Regions from separate parts of the Mus musculus genome. Here region 2 is linked to region 1. A link is a contact called in ENCODE Hi-C or POLR2A ChIA-PET data. All regions are on one chromosome and are shown on one strand. Each heading gives the region's core, a stretch centred on a gene start or an enhancer-like site at or near the end of the contact. The rest is flanking DNA. Distances are from core to core; before and after follow the strand shown. Region 1 holds the start of Klhl10 (kelch-like 10). Region 2 holds the start of Hexim2 (hexamethylene bis-acetamide inducible 2).

Region 1 (5,958 bases), core at 1,223-3,722:
GTGGCCCTTACAAAGAGTTCATGCCCCCCCCCCTTGCTTTAAAAAATGTCCCCCAACTTTGATAACAGAAATACCACTCAAAACACCAAAAGGAAAAGAAAAGGCTGGGTGTGGTGACACAAGCCTGTAATCCCAGCACCCACACATTCATGAGCACGCACACACACACACACACACACACACACACACACACACACGCGCACGCGCGCAAGCATATATGAGTGAGTGCTCCGATATAGGAGTGTTCATGTGGAGGTCAGAGGACAACTTGTGGGAGTTGGTTCTCTCCAGTTAGCTCCCAGGGATTGAACTCAGATAATCATGCTTAGCAGCAAGTACCTTCACTACTGAGCCACCGTCCATATTTATGTGTAGCCCAGCGAGGTGGCACACACCTGTATACACCTTTAGTCCAAGAACTGAGGAGGGAAGCTGTTGGATCTCTGTGAGCTCCAGGCCACCCTGGACTGCATAGCAAGTTCTAGGACAGCCAGGGCTACATAGAGAAACTCTTTCTCAAAAAAACAAGAAGGAAAGGAAGGAAAAGGAAGAGGAGGAAGAGGAGGAAAAGGAGGAGGAGGAGGAGAAACACAGGTGGTGGTGGTGGTGCACCTTTAATCCCAGCACTGGGGAGGCAGAGGCAGGCAGAGCTCTATGAGTTTGAGGCCAGCCTGGTCTACAGAGCAAGGACAGCCAGGGCTACGCAGAGAAACCCTGTCTCAAAACAAAACAAACAAACCAAAACAAAAAAAACAAAAAGAAAAAAGACTAAGCTTTATGAGAACAGAAATGTTCACTTCATACCCCCAGTAAGAAAACAAGCGATAAATGACCAACTATGTGTTAGGCGGGCCCCTGTAAATAGGTACATTTCTGGGTACTGACTAAAACAGAGTATTCTGTTTTTTTTCTAAGAGGCTTAAGGACCAGTGGGGCTTAGGTATCAACTCTTTCTTTAGGACCATGCTCACCAAGCTACAGCCTCTGCCAAATCCAGCCCAAAGCCAGTCCACCCTTTGCTTTGTACCGCCCCCAGGGAACAAGATTTTTCTTTACATTTTGGAATTATGGAGGGAGCAGAGTATTAAAAGAACATTTTGTGACACTTTAAAACTATTCAAATTTCAGTGTCCATAAATAATTTGTATTAATCCTGTCTTCTGGGCCCATTTTTTTCTTTTTCTTTTTTTTTTTTTTTAATTTATTTATTTATTATATGTAAGTACACTGTAGCTGTCTTCAGACACACCAGAAGAGGGAGTCAGCTTTCATTACGGATGGTTGTGAGCCACCATGTGGTTGCTGGGATTTGAACTCAGGACCTTTGGAAGAGCAGTTGGGTGCTCTTACCTGCTGAGCCATCTCACCAGCCCCCTTTTCTTTTTTTTTAAGGCAGGGTCTCACCTATGTAGCCCTGGAACTCCCCATGTAGACCAGGCTGGCCTAGAACTCCCAGAGATCTGCCAGCCTCTGCCTCCCAAGTACCGGGATTAAAGACGGACAGAAACATCCTGGCCTTGTTTGGCAGTTCCTGATAGAAAGGCAGAGGTTGAACGGTTGCCAGAGTACATGGCCCGCTGAGCTTAAGCTATTTAACATCTTGGAGCTGTAGAGATGGGTCTCTTTTCAACAGAACACGAGGTTCCATGCCAAACACCTACATGGTAGCTGACAACAGTCTGCAATGCCTGTCCCAGGGGACCCAATGTCCCCTTATGGCCTCTTCAGGCGCATCATGTATGTGGCCCAGACAGACATACATGCAGGCAAGATATCCATCTATAAAATAAATGAATAAATACAAACTTTAAAAAAAAGATATTTACTATCTTCCTGTTGTTGTTGTTTTGGTTTTTTTGTTTGTTTGTTTGTTTTAGAAATAGATTCTCTATAGCCCAGGCTGCCCTTGAACTACTGATTCTCCTGCCTCAGCCTCTCCAGTTGCTGGGATTACAGGCCTGAGCCACTATGCCTGGATTATAAACTGGTCCTTTCGGAGCCTTATCTAGAGTGTAGGATCAGGTCTGTCCAACTTTTTTTTTTAACGCTGCAATGGCATGCTGTCAACCTACAAAGCTTAGACTTGAGAACAGCTCAAACCAGTTATAAACAAACACAGAGCCTCAGTGATGGGAGACACGGCTCAGCTTCCCCCCCCCCCTCCGGTGTACCTAAAGTAGGAGCTGCAGCTACAGAGGATGTTCTTGTGGGCATTGAACTCGAAGCCATTGACTTTGATGACCACGTCGCAGAGCTTGCCCTCAAGCCGGAGCTCGTTGAAGATCTCACAGGTCATTGCACTCATCTTTCTTTCCATGTGAGGCTGGTGGAACCGGGTGGAGGCAGCGGTGCTCTCCATCTCCATGGCTCCTTGGGACCAGGGGAGAGAGGCTGCTCTCCTGGGGTGTTGGGGAGGGTTATGGGGGGCCCCTTTAGCCAGCTGTCGCTCCTTTTCCCTACTACATCTTTCATATAGGGACCATCAGGCAGCCCAAGTTCCAGAATCCTGGGCAGTGAGATCACTCAGGATTGTGCTCTCAGGTTCTGGAACCCCCTTCTTGCCCCTTCTTTTCCTCCCCCTCCCCCCAGAACATACAGGTAGACCACCCCACATCTCTTTCCTCGACCTCAGACCTAGGGCAGAACTGTGACCACCAACACAATTGAGCCTTTACTGAGTCTGCTGCTTGTTGCATCTTCAGGTTGGGTCCCCACCTCCCTGCAGCATCCTTCCAAAGCTCTCTCTGGGCTCCCCATGGGTGCAGAGGCAGAAGCAGAGCTGATCAAATATCATGCTGGCCAGGGTCTTCCAGCCCCTGAGATGCCTTACTGCCTTACTTTGCTTGTGGTGCTGATGAAGAGCCAGTTAGGGAAGTGTCTCCTGGATACACCCCCTGTCCAAAATGCACTTGAATACCTAGTGGGTTGTTCTTTGCAATGCAGGGGATGAAATTCAGGGCCTCATACCTGCAGGCAAGAACTCTCTCACTAAGCAGTGACCCCCAACCCCAGTAAAGATTGCATTTGTGTTCCAGAAAGAGTGAGTGACAGGCGCCCATACACACCAAAGCCTCATGACAGCCAGCCCACATACAGGACCCCAGCGTCTTGGTACTCCCCCCCCTCGCCCCCCAACGTTCCCCCACCCCCACACACAGTAGACCATCTTCCCCCACACACCCCCGCACTCCCCACTCTTGCTTCTCCTGCCAGTATCCGGAGCCAGCCTGGAAACGGCCTGCAGCTCCTAGACCGACGCGACTAGTGCGAGGCGACGCCTGCGCAGTGTGGCTGTAAGGCGGGCGCTGTCTTCGGGGCCGCCCACCAGGCCAGCGGCGTGATGGCGGAGGAGGTGAGGCCACGGGCGGGGACGGTCCCGCGTGGCGGGATCGCGGGTGCGGAGAGACCCAGCTGTCCTGATGCCCATCGCGGCTCTCGGGTCAGCGGGTCTCTTGGGTCTCACGACAGGTAAGCAGCCTGATGAAGGCCACGGTCCTGATGCGGCAGCCCGGACGGGTGCAGGAAATTGTGGGCGCCCTTCGCAGGGGCGGAGGAGACCGCCTGCAGGTACCGGGGCTTGGGGTAGGGCGGGAGGGTGCCTGCCCTGCGGCCTTCCCGCCAACTGGGGTTCGCGCTCTGCGAGCCTGCGCCCTAGGGTGGTCATGGACAAACAGATTGGTTCACCTCGGGAAAGAGCCTACCTCCCCCAGTAGCCAACTTTCAGAGTAGTCAGATGTGACCCTTTTCCTGCCGCTTGGTTTTAGAAAGCAAGTGGGTGGAGGCCCCCCTCCCTCCCCCAGTCGAAGATAAGGGAGATCCACAAAGGTCGGAAGGCACCTTAAGAAAGAACCAGTGTATAAAGATGCCACAGAAAGTCACCCCCACATTTGGGGGACTTTGTTTTCTTCAGGGTTAACTCGTGTCCTGACACAGGATGTCACTTTTTTCCTTCTTTCTTCTGTCTCTCCCTAACCTTGCAAAGGCTTTGCTGCAGCTTGGTTAGACTTCCTCCGCTACCCCAGGCTGAGGCAAGGGCCAGGATAGACCAGTACCTAGTCAACCTAGTCAACCTAGTCAGTCAACCTAGTCAACCTAGTCAGTCAACCTAGTCAACCACCATCATCCGCCCTTTGTCTCTTAGGTGATTTCCGATTTTGACATGACCCTGAGCAGATTTGCTTACAATGGACAGCGATGCCCTTCTTCCCACAGTAAGTCACATTTTAGCTTTCCTTGTAGGGCTCAAGATGACAACTGCTATGGAGCAAATAAAGGGAGTCTTGTGTGTGTGTGTGTTTTCTTTTTTCAGATATTCTGGATAACAGCAAAATTATCAGTGAGGATTGTCGCAAAGAGGTGGGTCATTCCCTTCTTTGCTCAAACATGGCTGTGGTATGCTTCTGGGGTTGAACCACAGCGTCCAGGACTGAAATCTTAAGAAACTCCGTTCCTTAAACACAGTGTGGGGAGACCTGTAATCCCAGAGGCTGAGACAGGAGGATCCCAAGTTCAGAGGCTGCCTGGATTCCAGAAAGAGTTCAAGGTCACTTAGGCAAGGAAAAGGAAGCTGCATGGGTGTTGGTGGCGCACACCTTTAATCCCAGCACTCAGAAGGCAGAGGCAGCAGATCTCTGTGAGTTCGAGGCCAACCTGCTCTACATATTAAGTCTCAGCCAGACAAGGATAGATAGGAAGACCTTATCTCAAAAACAGAGGGAGTCTGGGTCAGAGGAAGCTTATCAACCATTCGAGACACTCTGGATTTGCTCCTTAGTTTCACTTGGTTTTGTTCTTCCATCATTCTTTTTTAAAAGTTGTTACAGTAAAGGAGATATGGTTTTCTTATTGGGTTTATTTTTATTATTTTAAAGTGTATGTGTGTGAGTGGGGTACATAGACATACAGATACCCTTGGAGGTCACAGGAGTTTAGAGTCGTGAATTGCCTGATGTAGGAACTAAGAACTGAACTCCAGCCCTCTGGAAGAGCAGTCAGTGCTCTTAACTGCGGATCCATCTCTCCAGCCCCTGGATCTAGTCTTAATCCATGAGGACAGCTTTTCCTTATTGGCTGAGACACAGTGATGGGTAGTTTGTGTGTGAGCACTATGCTTACTGCTCTCTATGGGGTTTGCACGAGACTTGGATGCCAGATCTAACTGAACAACCCTCTGCTCCCAAAGGTAGAGAGAACTACCTACCATATTACTGTCTTTGTCTAACATGTGAGAAAACAGGTGCTTAAAGAGGGTGAACCGTTTGCCCCAGGGTCATTTGATGGAGTTGCAGGTGTTGGTTTTATAGAGACTTTGTCCCAAGCTCTTTGCCCCATTTTATGCCATGTTCTTGATGATGTCACTTTCTGATAAGGGAGCAGATTCGGAGAATCTTCCGAATGGATGTGAATCCATTGCCGTAGGGTGTGCACAACACTGAGACGCCAACTCTAGAAGCTTGGCTTTGATTTACTCGGTCCCAGGCTTGTGCCCTGAGTGGTTTTTCTTAGAGCAGAGCCAGGCTAGGCTCTTACACGTGGCTGAGCTCATTCTTGTAGATAATCAATGACTTGGTTTCTGTTAGTCACTAAGGTTGCATACTAATGTGTATTGGTTGCTTGCATTGGTTGATGCTTCCTGTGGGTTTTGTTTTGTTGAGATTCTCATGAAGCCTAAACTGGCCTGGAGCTTGCTATGAAGCTGAGGCTGGCTTTGAACTCCTCTTCCTCCTGATTTTAGTTCCTGGTTGCTTGCATCAGACATTATGCACCACCGTATCTAGCTTAGAGTTTTGTTTCTATGGTATTAAGGATTTAACCCAAGGCCTTCCAATACTTTGTTTTGTTTTTCAAGACAGGGTTTCTCTGTGTAGCCCTAGCTGTCTTGGAACTCACTCTATAGACCAGGCTGGCCTCGAACTCACAGAGATCCACCTATTGGGATTAAAGGAATGTGGTACCACC
Region 2 (5,958 bases), core at 1,679-4,178, 2.7 Mb before region 1:
AGGGAGTGCACACAAGGGGCATCTGCTTATCTGTGTGGTGAGGGGCAGGAGTCCTGGGTGTGAGGATAGGGAACGAATTGCTCTAAGTTTGTGGTTAGAGAGATTTCTAATAATAACCACTCTCACAGTAGCATCTAAGCAGGGTCACTTTTTTACAGTTTTACTTATTATGTAAGTGTGTATGTGTGTATACAGACGCATCCTAAGGACATGGCTTGTGTGTGTGTGTGTATGTGTAGGTCACAGATCACTTGTGGGAGTTGGTTTTTCCTTCCTATTCTATAGATCCTGGAGGTTGAACTCAGGTTGTTGGTCTTGGTACGAGAACTAACTTTACCTGCTGAGCCATCTTGCTGGCCTCTGAGCAGGGGACCTGGGGGGGGGGGTCTGCTTTTGGAGACAAGCTGTTTGTTTTGGGGTCTCACTTGGTAGCCCAGGATAGTCTGGAACCCGTTCTGCAGCCAAGCCTGGTCTCAGCAATGCTGCCACGGTCTCCTGAGTTCTGGGATTACACACATGAAGCATCATGCCGACTGCCTCATTAGGTGTTTCAGAGATCCTAAGGGGATTCCAGGGGTGTGCATGTGTGTGTGTGTGTGTGTGTGTGTGCGTACTTGCGCGCTGTGAGATATTTGCAGTGTCCCTTCACCTGTAGCAGGAAGATCATCAATCAGATCATAAGGAATTGGCCTTGTCTTACTGGTGGTTTAAACAAACTAAGATGGCTCTGCTGCCCACCTACAGACACAACGTACAGGGATCTAAGGATAGCTTATTGTATGTTTCCGGTCATTTTCCTGTTCCCAGTCTTAGTTCCCTAGTGACTCCGGCCTAAAACCAAGCCAGCTCTGTCCCTCTGCTTATTCATTGTCTCCATTTTGAAGCTCTGACCCTCCACCACTATCACTATAAAAGATAAGTTCTGCTCTGTAACCTGCACGAGACATTCACCCTCTCTTGTAGCCTTACTTGACAAACGCCATAAGAAACCCAGACTAGGCTTAAATGGGTTAAAAGCCTCTCTGAGTTAAACACTGTCACACACACACACACACACACACACACACACAATGCCAGCACTCAGGAAGCAAAGGCAAGTATGTCTCTGAGTTACAGGCCAGCCTGGTCTACAAATCGAGTTTCACGGCAGCCAGGGCTGTTACACAGAGAAACGCTGTCAAAAAAACAAAAACAAAAACAAAACCCAGCAAACAACAATAACAGCAAAGGCCTGGGGTGTAGCTCCATGATAAAGCACTTTTCTAGCATTGGCAAGGCCCTGGGTTCAATTCCTAGCATTGTGAAATCAACAACAACAACAACAACAACAACAATAACAACAGAAACCAACTCTCTGATGTTTGGCTCTCTGCTATTTTGGAAGTGTGGTGATGGATAAGGGCCACCGAGAGCCAGCATGGGCTGGGACTCTGTGGGTTCCTGCTGTCAGCCCACATACTAAGTTGCCATTTACTGAGGACTTAGGCGCTTTCTCCCTCTCCTCTGAGGTTTTCCTGCCCTGCCTGTCAACCTGTACACCGAAATCTCTTGTCTTGACTCATTCTTGGTTCTCAGCCCGGAAAAAATAAATTTTTTTTTAAGTGCAAAATCTCTAACCAAGTTATTTGTCCTTGAGGTCACTTGTCATTGAGAGACAAGGTACTGTTATCAGAAGACCCTAAATGTAAGGTGGAATTTTGTTCCTCACAGGCTGCCTGATTCTGGAAAAGGTAGTGCAGCTCTCCAACCTCAGCTTCTGTCCACTGGAAATAACATCTACCTTGAAGGGCTTTTAGGAATTCATGAGCCATCATTGAATCACATTCTGGCCTACTTCCCAGAGCACAGTACAGACTCATTTAAAACACTGGCTTTCTAGCTGGGTGTGGTGGTGCAGGCTGTAATTTTAGCCCTTGGAAGGCTGAAGAAGAACGTTGTTGCAAGTTCGAGGCCAGCTGGGGATACACAGAAAGACACCCCCCCCCACCTCCCCCCTCAAGGTCTCAAACAAACGAAAATAAAATAAAATACTGGTTTTCTAAATCTACCAACCAACCAACAAGACAAAACAACAAAAGCCCTAGGATTTCAGCTATCTGACCCCACGTTTAGGGCTTTCAGGTGGCTGGGAGGGTGGGTACTTACCTTGGCCTCCTCCAGAGCAGCTGGTGACGCTGTGTTGCAGTTGGTATGGTTCACAGTGGCCATCTTCTCCTACTCTTGCAGCAGATGATGTCTTTAACTACTGTCACCTGCTTTGAACAACAACAGAAACCTAAGTCCTTAGGCAGAAGCTGGTTGGTCAGGAATTGTTTTGTCACAGCAGCAGCAGCCATTTTGTGGCCCCAGACCTGCATGGCCTTCACTTTCAAGTGAAGACTCGGAAGGCTGTTTCCATACTCTAGTCTTCACATTGCTAGCCAGCAAGGGACCAAGTGGGAGAGCAGAGGCCCTGGGCCTCTGCTCTCCTAATAAGTAAAGACAGGCTGGCAGTTAGGAGGGTAGGCCTGAGCTCTGTCACCCAGAAAGGACACTGCTTGGGGGATGCTGTGGAGAGGGTGGGTCTGTAGCTCCTGGAAGCCCCTATCTTGACCACCTTCAATCTCTCTAGGTTGGGACCTGGTCAGAGCCTATGGTTGAAGTCTTTTTGTCTACAGGGCCTGGACGGCTTCTCTCCTGTCTCAAGGAACGGGGAGCTAAAGGGAAGAAGTCTTCAAACTACATGCAGCTGACAGAAAGAAGAAGAAAAAAAATTCAATGGGAGTAAAAATGGAGTTCTTGGAGGAGGGAAAAGTCCTGGCAGGGAGATTTAACGAAGGTGGGACTGACCTATTTGCTGTCAAGGGCTTAGTGTACACCACTACCTCTGTGTGTCTTTCTGTGCGACCGCCTGTCCATGAGAGTCTCAACGCCTCTGCCCTATCTCTTGCTGCAGTAGCAGCAGCTCTGGCCAAGCCGCTAAAGCCCTAAGATGGGGGGGGGGGGAGGTGGAGGGGCGAAGAGGACAGCCTGGCAGCGCAATGGCTGCTGGGGGTTGTAGTTCTTCCACCCTAGGAAAGCTGCCCAGGATACTTTCAAGCTCCCATTACGTCAACAACCATGCCCAGGAACGCCAAAAAAAAAAAAAAAAAAAAAAAAAAAAAAAAAAAAAAAAAAAAAAACCTATTTGCCTTTGCGTGAACGTCCCGCGCTCACCGATCTCTTCTTTGATTGGGTCGCTTGTCTGCCAGTCTCCCGACTTTTGTCAACAACTAGCTGTGCGGAAGCACAACTGGACCCGCCCTGTCAGAGCTCAATTAAAGAGTTCATTGATGGCGTTAGGCTTTACCAGGGAGAAATAGAGATCCGGTCGCGGGGGCGGGGCTTGCGCGCGGAGGGATTCCCTAGCCTTGAGGAAGGCGACGAGCAGCTCGGGGGCCGCCGCCGCCGCCGCCATTTTGGGCTGGGAGGAGGCAGCGGAGGGACTCGCTGCGCAGTGAGAGCACCCCATGGGGGGTGGTCCGGGCGCGGGGAGAGGCCGGGCCGAGTGGGCTGCCTGAAGTGGCGGCGCCGGGAGACGGCGGGGAGTTGGGTCGGGGGCTGGGAAGGGTGAAGGTTGGCGTCTCCCCGGCCGAGCCCAGTCCTCAAACCGTCCCGGCAGCCTCTCCGCCTCGCCTTTGAGAGCGGCCTTTTGGGGTAATTACCGCGTATTTCCCGGGATCCCAGCAGAGGAGAGGCCAGTAAGACGGCTTCCCCTCTGCTGTGCTTCCACCGGGACGTGATCCTGAGGCCGAGGTCTGCCCAAGGCCTCTCGTCACCCCCATTCATCCCGGGTATGGCGGCCAGGCCCGGCGTAGCCGGACCCCCATCTGAAGGACGAGGTGGGCGCGACGCCAGTTGGAGACCCTGGCTCGCAGGGACGGGCCGAGGTTGCAACTCTGGCCGCATGCCCTGAGCAGTGCTAGTGAGCTGGAGGCTCCGAGGTTGCCCGGCCGGATTGCACCCGCCTCCCCACCCCCATACACCGTGTCCATCCCACTTCTCAGGGCTGCGAAAAGCAACAACCCTCTAACTTCTATAACAGCCACCAACTCCCCCTGGGACCAACTAGATCTGGGCACGTGGAAAGCTCGAGCTTAGCGCTTGGAAATTTCTGAGCTCTCTTGCCCTCAAGATTTCTCCCATCGAGCCCCGACTCTCCCAATGGCCTGACCTCGAACGTCAGCATCCGCTTTTGGAAACTCCTGAAGTGTGTCGCCCCACTTCAAAATTTCACGCCAAAGGGATGGGGTTATGCCCTTTGAAGGGTTGGGGGAAAGAAAATAATTTCAGTCACTACAGTCCAGTAATAGAAACGGAGTGGCCCATTTCGGGTACTTCAAAAACATCTGCTTGCATTTTGAAATCTGAGCCGTAACTTAGGGGCGAAGAGGCTGTGCTACAAGGGCAAAGGGAGTTAATTCCGATGTGATTTTTTTTTTTTTTTTTTTTGTAAGCCTACACCATGTCCCATTTAAAGTCTTGTTCCACAAACTAAAAAGAGTATTTTCTGTGCCACTGTCTCATTGTTACTGAAGCCATCTCTTCTGTAGATGCAGAAAGTACTTAAGTAGAAATGGCAGTTTTGATCTACTTTATGTGTTATATAGGATATAGGGGAGACCTCGAATAAACTTACAACCTAACATTATAGCACTGCCAGCATTTAAAAGGCTCTCTTACTGAACTTGTTTCTTAAAGATTTCCAGACTACACCTTCAAATGATAGCTTTGTAGTTGAGCTGTCAGTTAAAATTGTGCCCAGGTAAGGCTCTGAAGTAGGTGGTTAACTAGCCATTGATACCTGTGAGTACCTTGTAATGAATTTTACTGCTAGTTATAGATGGTCTTAACTCCTAGGCCCTTGCTTTAACAGTAGGACCCGGGAAAGTTTCTTCAGGGTTGAAGGACTGCCCCTTGTATTAATAAAAAAAACAAAGTCTTTCCAGCTGGATGTGGTGGATCTCTTAAATTTGAGGCCAGCCAGCTCTCCATAGAGAGTTTCAGGCCAGCCAGGGCTACTAGTGAAACTTGAATAGTCCTAAATGGGGTGAGAGCTTCCTAGCTATAACTAATTTTTCCCTCCATACCTCATGGTTTGAAGAAAAATTTTAAAGTCTACTGTGCAAACAAAACAACAAACAGAAATACCTGCTCACTATTGACTGGTTTGGGTTTTTTTTGAGACTTCTTACTCTACCCTAGGCAGAGTAATCCTTCTGCCTCAACCACGTGTTAGATTTACAGGTATGAGCTAGTATATCAACTTGTTTTTTTCCTTTGAGACAGGGTTCGGATAGCCCAGACTGACCTTAAACTCGTTCTGTAGTTTAAGCTGGCATTGAACTTCCTTCCTCCGCCTCCTAAGTCCTTGGATTGTAGGCAGGTACCACCAAACCCAATATTATTTATTTACTTCCTTTGTGTTTACATATGCATACATGTGGAGGTCAGAATTTGTAAGTCTGTTCTCTTACCACCTGGGTGTCCGGGGATAAACGTCCTGTTGTCAGGCTTGGTAGCAAGTGCCTTTACACAATGAGCCATCTGGCTGTTCTCCTAATGGGGTTATTGTTGTTATGTTTGCTCTCACCCATGACCTGGAACTATCTGCTTGAGCCCCTCAAGTGTTCTCAGGTGTATACCATTGCATTCAGTCATGACTAAGATTAATTTAGACAGGGTCTACTGTAGTTCTTGCTAGCCTTGAAAACTCTCTGTAGCCAAGACCTTTGAACTCCTGCCTATGCTTGCTGAATGCTGAGATTACAGGAGTGTGCCATCGTACACAATTTGTGTGGTATTAGAGATTGAATCCAGGGCTTTGTGCACTCTAGGCAGTATCCTGTCAACTGAGCTACATCCCTAGCCCCTATTAAAGTTCTTAATCCAAACTGTGCCTTTTTTTTCTTTGTTTTGTTTTTGTTTTTGAGGCATGGC

The links. Hi-C counts contacts between places; a loop is a spot of excess contacts on that map. ChIA-PET counts read pairs that join two places held with the same protein, here RNA polymerase II (POLR2A).
Region 2: a map of T-helper 1 cell shows a loop between it and region 1 (6-fold over the local background). The contact joins the promoter of Hexim2 here to the promoter of Klhl10 in region 1. A Hi-C loop is called at or near these places in 1 of 37 maps with a recorded cell type or tissue (T-helper 1 cell). POLR2A ChIA-PET finds 5 or more read pairs at or near these places in 1 of 5 experiments (Patski).

The regions. Positions count from the first base shown.
Region 1 is chr11:100,438,438-100,444,395 of GRCm38, reverse strand. Klhl10 (kelch-like 10) reads right to left here and starts at 2,472. Exons shown (of 5, transcript NM_025727.3): 1 at 2,172-2,472. The coding sequence starts at 2,365. Nt5c3b (5'-nucleotidase, cytosolic IIIB) reads left to right here and starts at 3,298. Exons shown (of 9, transcript NM_001102650.2): 1 at 3,298-3,352; 2 at 3,469-3,567; 3 at 4,142-4,211; 4 at 4,310-4,356. The coding sequence starts at 3,341.
Region 2 is chr11:103,130,329-103,136,286 of GRCm38, reverse strand. Hexim2 (hexamethylene bis-acetamide inducible 2) reads right to left here and starts at 2,928. Exons shown (of 3, transcript NM_027658.2): 1 at 2,830-2,928; 2 at 2,146-2,252. The coding sequence starts at 2,208.